Regions from separate parts of the Homo sapiens genome. Here region 1 is linked to region 2. The links are chromatin loops, found by intact Hi-C in ENCODE. Cell type or tissue: GM12878. All regions are shown on one strand. Links, peaks and the distances in the headings refer to the core of each region. The heading gives the core; the rest is flanking DNA.

The links. Peaks named below come from ENCODE experiments on the same cell type or tissue, not always from the same donor. Only the 100,000 strongest peaks of a DNase experiment are listed, where the experiment ranks them.
Region 1: it touches region 2 in a loop (15-fold over the local background); 6 of 110 quality-filtered maps call a loop at or near these places.

Annotation. Positions count from the first base shown.
Region 1 is chr1:11,362,094-11,367,467 of GRCh38, forward strand. It overlaps LOC105376739 (a long non-coding RNA gene), which reads left to right. Exons shown (of 4, transcript XR_946958.3): 2 at 489-632; 3 at 1,690-1,746; 4 at 2,043-2,962. Among named protein-coding and RNA genes, the nearest start is that of UBIAD1, 92 kb to the left of the region's middle. In GM12878, for the core only: a CTCF peak has its summit at 2,281 (motif pointing left); no DNase peak of the experiment used is centred there.
Region 2 is chr1:11,239,545-11,244,918 of GRCh38, forward strand. MTOR (mechanistic target of rapamycin kinase) reads right to left here. Exons shown (of 58, transcript NM_004958.4): 9 at 3,570-3,756; 10 at 2,009-2,137; 11 at 759-1,003. Among named protein-coding and RNA genes, the nearest start is that of MTOR, 20 kb to the right of the region's middle. RefSeq lists an enhancer at 2,004-2,563. In GM12878, for the core only: a CTCF peak has its summit at 2,325 (motif pointing right); no DNase peak of the experiment used is centred there.

The sequences.
Region 1 (5,374 bases), core at 49-5,048, 120 kb after region 2:
ATAAAGGCCAAAGACCCAGACCCTTGGGGGCTCCATCATCCTGTGGCTGCAGCACCTGGAAATGAGACTCCCAGGGTCACTGCAGCAGGGATGAGAGAAGGGAAGACCACACACTGGCTTCCTTGTGTTTCAGCTGGAAGTGAAAGTGACTCCTGTTACTTTTTTTTTTTTTTTTGAGACAGAGTCTCACTCTGTCACCCAGGCTGGAGTGCAGTGGCGCAATCTCGCTCACTGCAACCTCCACCTCCCCGGTTCAAGCGATTATCCTGCCACAGCCCCCTGAGTAGCTCGGATGGCAGGCATGCACCACCATGCCCAACTAGGTTTTTTTTGTGTGTGTTTTTAGTAGAGACAGGGTTTCTCCATGTTGGCCAGGCTGGTCTTGAACTCCTGACCTCAGGCGATCTGCCCACCTCAGCCTCCCAAAGTGCTGGGATTACAGGCGTGAGCTACCGCACCCAGTCTTCTCCTGTTATTTTCACTTGCAGCCTTTTGGCCAGACAAGTCACATGGCCCTGAGGCGGGTGCTGGAAAACGTGGAGGAGGGGTGGCTTTGGTCGCTGGACACACATCTCTGCCACGGTGACTGACGGAGGCTGTGAAAGGACAATCTGAGTGAAGAAGTGAATGAGGTGAGAGGTGAATGAATGAAAGAGTGAGCGGAGGGTGCGAGGGCTCATTTCCCAGCCTGGGAGCCTCTCAGGACGGGCCGAGTCCCAAGGTTCCCGGTAGCTGCACAGAGCATCCCTCCCCTGGGGGCCGTGTCAGCCACAGTCCAACTGTCACCTCCGGAATTACATTTCAAAAACTCGTTTTGAGAGAGACAAGCTGGGCCCTGGGGGGCTGTATCTCTGTGTCCTTGTCCTTGGGAGGTGGAGAAAGGAAAAGGGGAGGAGGAGGAGGAGGAGCAGCGGGAGGGACGGGCCAGGCTGCAGAAAGCAATTAGTGGAAAATGGGAAATTACTTTCTCTGTGTGTTTGGCATCACCGCCCTTCCCCAGCGGCTTCAGTCAGGTTGTGCTGGGCGCCAGGCAGGTGTAGCCTTGGCCAGGGATCCACTAGAGCTAGTGGGGACCGAGGGCCTGGGATGAATCAAGGAGGGCTGGCCCCAGAGTCCTGCACGTACACTTTTTTTTGTTTTTTGTTTTTTTTTGAGATGGAGTCTCACTCTGTTGCCCAGGCTGGAGTCCAGTGGTGCAATCACAGCTCACTGCAACCTCCGCCTCCCAGGTTCAAAAGATTCTCTCACCTTGGCTTCCTGAGTAGCTGGGATTACAGGCGTGCACCACCACGCCCAGCAAATTTTTGTATTTTTAGTAGAGACGGGGTTTCACCATGTTGGCCAGACTAGTCTCAAACTCCTGACCTCAAGTGATCCGCCCGCCTCAGCCTCCCAAAGTGCTAGGATTACAGGCATGAGCCACTGCGCCAGGCCTACACTTGGTTTTATCAAAAGAAGGAATGAGGTACCATTTCATCTTAGGCATCGCTGTGGTGCCAGCACGTGCTTGGATTCTTAGCTGGGGTCCATCCCTCCCAAATTAGAGCCTGAGACAAGTGCTTGAGCACAGGTAGTTAAATTGGGAAGCAGGCTTGGGTGAGGGTATGGGTCGGGGGCGGTGAGGAGGGCCAGGGAAGGAGGAGAAGACATTCAAGGCTGCCATACTGAGGTTACTGCCGTGGTCCACAGGTGCTGATTCCACAGGGACTTCCTGAGAAGGGCGGAGTGGCTCCCAGCGGACGGGAAGTATGTGATGGCTCCCTTCCCCATTGGCCGAGGGTCTCTTGGGGGTGTTGACTCCCCTGCGTTCTGGGCTGCATTTGCCTTGAGGGGGTCTTGACCCACAGCGCATGGAGGCAGGAGGTTGCTGTTCTCTGCTGCCTCAGCTGACATCACCGGTGGGCTCTGGGGAGGTGGCCCTGGGGTACCGGAAGCATGTGCCACGCAGGGGCAGGGCAGCCCTGGAGGGGTGGAGCCGGGGACCCCCCGATGGGTGCCAGTCCCACTGACATCTTTCTCCACTCCCCGTTCTACTTCCACAGTTAGAGACCGCCTGAGAACAGGAAACCTACCTCCTCTATTTCTGGGTTCCCAGTGTCCTGCCCAGAGCCCATCATGTGGCAGAAGCTCAGGACACAAATGTCAGGGGCAGAAGACTAAGTCCTTGCTCTGGGCAGGGGTCAGGACGTGTGCAGCTCCTTGGCCCCAGAATTGTTTCCCTCCTGCCTCACTCCCTGGTGTAGAATTTGGCCCAGACGCTCCCTGCCATGTGACTTGGCAGGAGCTCCCTCTAGAGGAGGGGTAGTGATATAGCTGTAAATCTCACGTTGAGGCTGGGCGCGTTGGCTCAAGCCTGTAATCCCAGCACTTTGGGAGGCTGAGGCAGGCGGATCACCTGAAGCCAGGAGTTCGAGACCAGCCTGCCCAACATGGTGAAACCCTGTCTGTACTAAAAATATTAAAAAAATTAGCTGGGCATGGTGGTGCATGCCTGTAATCCCAGCTACTTGGGAGGCTGAGGCAGGAGAATCGCTTGAACCCAGGAAGCAGAGGTTGCAGTGAGCTGAGATCGTGCCACTGCACTCCAGCCTGGGCAACAGAGCGAGACTCCATTAAAAAAAAAAAAAAACCTCATGTTGAAATGTGATCCCCAATGCTGGCGGTGGGGCCTGGTGGGAGGTGTTTGGATCATGGGGTGGATTTCTCATGAATGGTTTAGCACCATCCTCTTGGTGCCGTTCTTGAGACAGTGAGTGAACTCTCTCGAGATCTTGTTTAAAAGAGTGTGGCACCTCCCTCCATGTCTCTTGCTCCCACTCTTGCCATGTGAGATGCCTGCTCCCCCTTCACTTCAGTCACAATTGTAAACTTCCTGAGGCCTTCACCAGAAGCTAATGCTGGCACTATGCTTCTTGTACAGCTTAGAGAACCATGAGCCAATTAAACTTCTTTTCTTTATAAATTGCCCAGTCTCAGGTATTTCTTTATAGCAATGCAAGAACAGCCTGACACAGGGAGTGTATTTTTGCATTGGTTATAGACTACATTGTATCCATGATTAAGAATAGGCTGGGCACGGTAGCTCACGCCTGTTATCCCAGCACTTTGGGAGGCTGAGGTAAGCAGATCACCTGAAGTCAGGAGTTCGAGACCAGCCTGACCAACAAGGCTAAACCCCATTTCTACTAAAAATACAAAAATTAGCTGAGCATGGTGGCACGTGCCTATAGTCCCAGCTACTCAGGAGGCTGAGGCAGGAGAATCAGTTGAACCCAGGTGGCAGAGGTTGCAGTGAGCCAAGATAGTGCCACTGCATTCCAGCCTGGGCAACAGAATGAGACTCTGTCCATCCCCGCCCTACCCCCTTACCACAAAAAAAAAAAAAAAAAAAAGAATAAAGGAATTCATGAGAGTGGGTCCAAATCCAATAAGATGGCTGTCCTCATAAGAAAAGGAAGAGACACCAGGGGTGCATGCACATGGAGGAAAGCCCCTGGGACTTAGCCTCCTGGGTTTCATCTCTGGCTCTGGTATAGTGATCTCTGAAAGTGCTGATCCTCTGTTTACCTTGATGCGTGGGGAAGATGCCACCGTAGTCGGAGTTAGGATTGTAGATGGGTAGAGGAGATCTCCCAATATTTGTTTTGTGTCCTGCTTCTCTCCCTTATTCTGACAAATCACGACCCAGATTGGATCATGTACCCTTGCCCTCTTTTGGAGAATTGCTCTTTCCTCACGCCTTCCTCACTCCATCTGCTTCTTCTAGAGGGGCTGCCAATCACATTATCCTGTAACCCTGTGCCTCAGCCACAGTCACACAGTGATTGGCCCAGGGAAGGACACGTGACCAAGCTGGGCCAATTGGAATCCTTCCCTGGGACTGTACACATGAAAACGTGGTAAAACGGAAGCCACCTTCTCCCTTTGGACTTTGAATGGGAAGGGTGATTCTGAAGTGCCAATGACCATGTCTCCCCAAGTCACGTGGCTGCCCAGACAGAAGATAAAAGGGGAACAAGTTCCTGGTGCTCTCTGTGGGGTGACCCTGCTGGGGCAGCTTCCTTCCCAGGATGCTGATGGCAGGCCCAGGACGGTCTGGCCTTTTCAATATGCTGTTGTGATTGTGGCCTGTTCTAATTTAGGCAGTCTGGCTGTCATAAACAAAGTCTGACTGCTTGGCAGGTGGAAAGGTTAGATTTGCATGAAGTGGCTTGTGTCAATCCCAGTTCTTCTCTGTTACTATTGCTCGCCTCTGACGTCACAGGTTTAGGCCTGGTTGTGACACTGGCCATCTGGCTCCCTGGACCCCTCTCTTCCTTTGGGCCTGAGCTGGGCCCTACCCTGCTCTCCAGACTTCTAGGCAGGATGCTCCTCTGGCCTTCACAGGACCTCCCTTCCTCTAGCCTGGCGCTGTCCAATAGCAACGTAATATGCAATTAAAAAAATTCTAGCATCCACATTAAGAAATGCAAAGAGAAACAAGTGAAATTTAATTAATTAACTTATTTATTTTGAAATCAGGTCTTGCTCTGTTGCCCAGGCTGGAGTGCAATGGCGCCATCTCCACCCACTGCAACCTCCACCTCCCAGGTTCAAGCGATTCTCATGACTCAGCCTCCGGAGGAGCTGTGTTTACAGGCATGTGCCACCATGCCTGGCTAATTTTTGTGTTTTAGTAGAGACAGGGTTTCGCCATATTGCCCAGGCTGGTCTCTAACTCCTAGGCTCAAGCAGTCTATCCTCAGCCTCCCAAAGTGCTGGGATTACAGGTATGAGCCACCATACCCAGCCTAATTGATTTTAATGATACATTTTATTTAATCCAATAATCAATATAAGAACTTACTGAGATAGTTTACATTCTATTTTTTGTACAAAACCTTGGCTCTTATAGAATATCTCAGTTGGGACCAGCTACATTTTAAGTGCTCAGTGGCCACAGGAGGCTTGGTGACCACCAGTGACTCTAGGCCATCAGGAAAGCAGCCTGAGGCCTGCAAAAGCCCGGGTGATTTTGGCCTTTTCATTTCAGCCAAGCCTCTCATTTTCATTAGAATGGTATCATGTGTTTATTACTTTAGATCTGACATCCGAGCTTGGCAGTTAGCTCTCAGGCCGGAGGACATGAAGGCAAGGTCCAGAAGCCAACAGCTCCTCACCCTGTGGGAGGCAGTGGGGGGGACCATGGAGGGGTGGGGGGATTCTTCGTTTTTACGTTTTTGAGGGGAATCATTTTCGATTTACAGAAAAGTTGCCAAGATAGTACAGAGTTCCTGTACACCCTTCATCCAGCTTCCTTTAATGGCAATATCTTAGTAAAGTAAGGAATTAGCGTTCCTACGGTGCTATTAATAAAACTTCAGACTTTATTCAT
Region 2 (5,374 bases), core at 321-5,320:
TATCTCTGTGGGGTATTATTATGGGTTTATTTGCAGTTTAGAACTACACAGTATGGTACTTTTAGAAATCATACCGCCAGCCGGGCACAGTGGCTCATGGATATAATCCCAGCACTTTGGGAGGTCGAGGCAGGCAGATCACTTGAGGTCAGGAGTTCCAGACCAACCTGGCCAACATGGTGAAACCCCATCTCTACCAAAAATACAAAAATTAGCCGGGTGTGGTGACACGCGCCTATAGTCCCAGCTACTCGGGAGGCTGTGGCAGGAGAATCGCTTGAACCCAGGAGGCAGAGGTTGCAGTGAGCTGAGATTGTGCCACTGCACATCAGCCTGGGCAACAGAGAGACTTTGTCTCAAAAAAAAAAAAAAAAGAAAGAAAAAAGAAATCATACTGCCATAGACATGGAAACACCCAAAAGCCCCTACTTATACATTTTAAAGCATTACATACCATCTCAGCTACAAAGAAGTGGAAAAGTGAGGATGTGAGGGGGATCTGTCTCTGAAGCATTATTTCCTTGGATCAACGTATACTTTCCCTCAAACCATTTGCCCCCAAACTCAGTATGGGACAAAGAAACAAAAGTAGGAATTACCAATACGTGGAAAGAGTCTAGGAAGGATGAGCTGCTACAGAATCAGCTACCCTGTCTTTAGCACCCCAGCAAGATCCAGGAATCCTAGATACCTTCATTCCTTTCCCAAAGTTTCCAGCATCTCTCACTATCTTGGCAAGAGCCGTTGTAATTTCTTACCTTCAAATTCAAAGCTGCCAAGCGTTCGGAGGGCAAGAGTGATGCTGCCCACATCGCTGGCCTCAGGGAGGGTCGTGAGGCCAGGAGAGGCCAGCTGATGGGCCAGGCCCTTGGGCATGCCTGGGTGGCGAAGGGGTTTGTGCATAAGGACCAGGGACAGCATTTTCAGTAGCCCATCTTGAATGTCCTTCTTTAGCTGTGGAATCTGACGGCTCAGGTCGTAGAGCACTGCAGTGAGGGCAGGGCTGAGGGGAAGGAAACAAGTCACATAAGGGCTGGGCACATGACACTCAGTCTGTTCTTGGGAAGAAACAGCTTTCTCTCCCAGCAAGGGGATCAGGCCTCTGTTCTTCAGAGTAGAAAGGATATTATAAAATAAGAATAAAAGTGTAAACTCTCTTGGCTTAGTCTCAGGTCTCCAAACAATCTATGAGTTTCTGGTTCTTGCCACAGAAGACTTGCTCACTATAATTCAGCCACTACAGAAGACCAAGTCTCAACAAACACTCTGGGAAGCAGATTAAGAACACTGTCCTTATTTTACAGATGAAGAGAACTTAGTTTAGGAAGCTTAAGCAACTTGCTCAATAATAATATACACAATATTTGCAAATATTTATTGAGTACTTCCTATATGCCAGGCATGGTGCTAAGAGTGACTATACCATGAACCCACAGCAACCCTAGGCAATAAGAATTACTATTGCACCCACTTTTCAGATTAAAAAAAAAAAATGAGGCCAGGCGCGGTGGCTCACACCTGTAATCTCAGCACTTTGGGAGCCGAGGTGGGCGGATCACAAGGTCAGGAGATCGAGACCATCCTGGCTAACACACTGAAACCCCAACTCTACTAAAAATACAAAGAATTAGCCAGGCGTGGTGGCAGGCGCCTGTAGTCCCAGCTACTCAGGAGGCTGAGGCAGGAGAATGGCGTGAACCCGGGAGGCGGAGCTTGCAGTGAGCCAAGACTGGGCCACTGCACTCCAGCCTGGGCGACAGAGCGAGACCCCTTCTCAAAAAAAAAAAAAAAAAAAAATGAGGCTCGGGGAAATTAAATAACTTAGTCAAGATCATATAGAAAGCTAGTGATGAAACTAGGATTCAGTACTAGCCTGTGTGTTTAGTCTAAGCTATCCTGTCCATCCAGTTGAATGTGCAAACAACCATGCCTCATTCTTTTAACAGTCCCAACACTGGGGGCCAAGCCTCACGCTGATACAGGGCAAGCTCAGGTTTCTGACACCCACCTTAGTCCCACTGCCAGCATGGGCTCCAGCAGCTCCTTGATATCCTGCTGGATGCCTGGCCCCATTGCTCGAGCCAGCATGCTGATGCAAGTGAAGACTGTGGCATCCACCTGCATTGCCTTCTGCCTCCTGTAGAGAAATGGAGAGTGGCTAGTTGAGACATAATGACATTCTTTAATGTCCCACCTCAAAATCACCTTGGGGCAAGGAGAGCAGGTTACTCAGGCAGGGCTACCACAGATGGGTATGCAAATTGTCCAGAGCACAGTTCAAAGGGACCCATCACATCACAATTACTGTAGATTTGTACATTTCTACAACAATCCAGCAGATGGCAGTAAAGTGTCTTAAGGAAGGGGCCTTTTTTCTGAATTCACACAGCTATACCATATGGGTTATTGTGGTGCTCACCAAGATAATTATGTAGGAAGAGAGCTGAACAATGTGTTCATCAGGGACAAGAAGGCAGTACACAGCCATCATATGGAAAGAAATTCTTCTATGATGAGAATGCTGGGCTTTAGAATGGGGCCAGGCGCAGCGACTCACGCCTGTAATCCCAGCACTCTGGGAGGCGGAGGTGGGTGGATCACCTGAGGTCAGGAGTTCGAGACCAGCCTGGCCAACATGGTGAAACCCCGCCTCTACTAAAAATACAAAAATTAGCTGGGCGTGCTGGCACACGCCTGTAGTCCCAGCTACTTGGGAGGCTAAGGTGGGTGGATCACTTGAGGCCAGGAGTTCGAGACCAGCCCGGCCAAAATGGTGAAAACCTGTGTCTACAAAAAAATACAATTATTAGCTTGGCATAGTGGCACATGCCTGTAATCCCAGCTACTCAGGAGGCTGAGGCAGGAGAATCGCTTGAACCTGAGAGGAGGAGGTTGCAGTGACCCAAGACCGTGCCACTGCACTCCGGCCTGGGCAACCAAAGTAAGACTCCATCTCAAAAAAAAAAAAAAAAAAAAAAAAAGAATGAGTGGGGCGTATTAATTCACCACAGCAATCTTCGCTAATAAACAGGGAAGTATAAAGACAACCTGAGACAAAGGATGATGAACACTGACCCCCTCGCCTTAGCGAAGACACCCCAGTCTCTCCATCTGGCAGGATGCTGAGGGGTTTTCTCATATTTTATTCGCCAGGAGGTTTAAAGAGGTGGAATAACTTATTCAACTTCAGCGATGAGGAAAAAGATGACCCTTAGGTCCCTTCAGTTCCAGTCAAGGATTCCTCTCTTTAGGTCTTATATCAAAATAAGACTTTTAAAAGCCAGAGAAAAAAGCAAAACTAGCAGATTCCCAGTAAATAATAACACTGAAAATAGCATTGGCATCTCACATGTTCTCAGGGTATTCAACCTCCCCAAATATTTCATATATGTTATTTCATTTGGAAAAGCTTAGAATTCAACTAAGGAAGGGCTGTTCTTCATATGATTTGCTATACCCTGGAGTTTAATGATGCAAAAAATGGGCGTAAGCTCCGTGGATCTGAAATAGAGCGTCCTTCCTCTCCAACCAAATGGAGTGGAAGGTGAAATCATAACAGAGGTGCTTACTTATGGGCGAAGTCCTTTGGGGGCAGGGCCGCTCGGATGATGTCCAGCACGCGAGGCAAATAGACCTTAAACTCAGACCTCACAGCCACAGAAAGTAGCCCCAGGGCTTGGAAGGCCGCTGTACGTTCCTTCTCCTTCTTGACACAGCTTAGGACATGGTTCATGGTATCTTGGAGATACTGGGTATCTGAGCACAGAAAAGACAAAGTAGATAGCTCCAGGTCAGGGTTAGGGTCTACATATCAACAGTCAAAGGTCCTATAAAGCAATTCAGTTTAAGAATAAATTAAGAAAGTGGCCAGGCACAGTGGCTCACACCTGTAATCCCAACACTTTGGGAGGCCAAGGAGAGAGGAGTGTTTGAGGCCAGGAGTTCGAAACAGCCTGGGCAACACAGTGAGACCCTGTCTCTACAAAAATAAAAATTAGCCAGGTGTGGTGGTGCATGCCTGTAATCCCAGCTACTCGGGAGGCTGAGGCAGGAGGATCACTTGAGCCCAGATGGTTGAGGCTGCAGAAAGGTGTGATCGTGTGCAGCACTGCACTCAAGCCTGAGTGACAAAGAGCCTGTCTCAAAAAAAAAAAAAAACCCAAAAAACGTAAAAGGTTGCCAAAACAATATCACAGAATTGTCTCCATTACTGTTACATTTTCACACAAGAATTACATGCTCTTGCTGAAGAAATATATGTCAAACCTTGTTTAAAAACAGAAGATCATCTAAACAATTTTACATTATAATGAAATTTGAAGTACAGTCATGGGCCGGGTGCAGTGTCTCACACATGTAATCCCAGCACTTTGGGAGGCTGAGGAACATCACTTGAGTCCAGGAGTTTGAGGCCGCACTGAGCCAAGAGCCATGCACTCCAGCCTGGGCAACAGAATAAGACCCTGTCTCAGATGCAGTGGCTCATGCCTGTAATCCCAGCACTTTGGGACACCAAGGCAGGAGGATCACCTGAGGTCAGGAGTTTGAAACCAGCCTAACCAACATAAAGAAACCCCATCTCTACTAAAAATACAAAATTAGCCGGACATAAGGGTGCATGCCTGTAATCCTAGCTACTCAGGAGACTGAGGCAGGAGAATCGCTTGAACCCGGGAGGCGGAGGTTGCGGTGAGCCGAGATCACGCCATTCCACTCCAGCCTGGGCAACAAGAGCAAAACTACATCTCATTTAAAAAAAAAAAAAAAAAAAAGACCCCATCTCAAACTAATAAAAAACCAGTACAGGGTCGGGCGCGGTGGCTCACGCCTGTAATCCCAACACTTTGGGAGGCCAAGGCGGGTGGACTGCCTGAGCTCAGGAGTTTGAGACCAGCCTGCACAACATGATGAAACCCCGTCTCTACTGAAATACAAAAAATTAGCCAGGCATGGTAGTGCGCCTGTAATCCCAGCTACTCGGAAGGCTGACGCAGGAGAATCACTTGAACCCGGGAGGCAGAGGTTGCAGTGAGCCAAGATCGTGCCACTGCACTCCAGCCTGGGCAACAGAGCAAGACTCTGTCTCAGAAAAACAAACAAACAAACAAAAAAACAGTACAGTCGTGTGCCACTTAACAACGTTTGGGTTAACAATGGACCATGTATATGATGGTGGTCCCATAAGATTATAATACAGTATATTTTTACATATCTTTTCTATGTCTATGTTTAGATACACAAACATTTACCACTGTTTTACAGTTGCCTAGAATATTCATTACAGTAACATGCTGTACAAGTTGTAGCCCAGGAGCAATAGGCTACACCACAGAGCTAGGTGTAGAGTAGGCTATACCATCTGGGTTTATGTAAA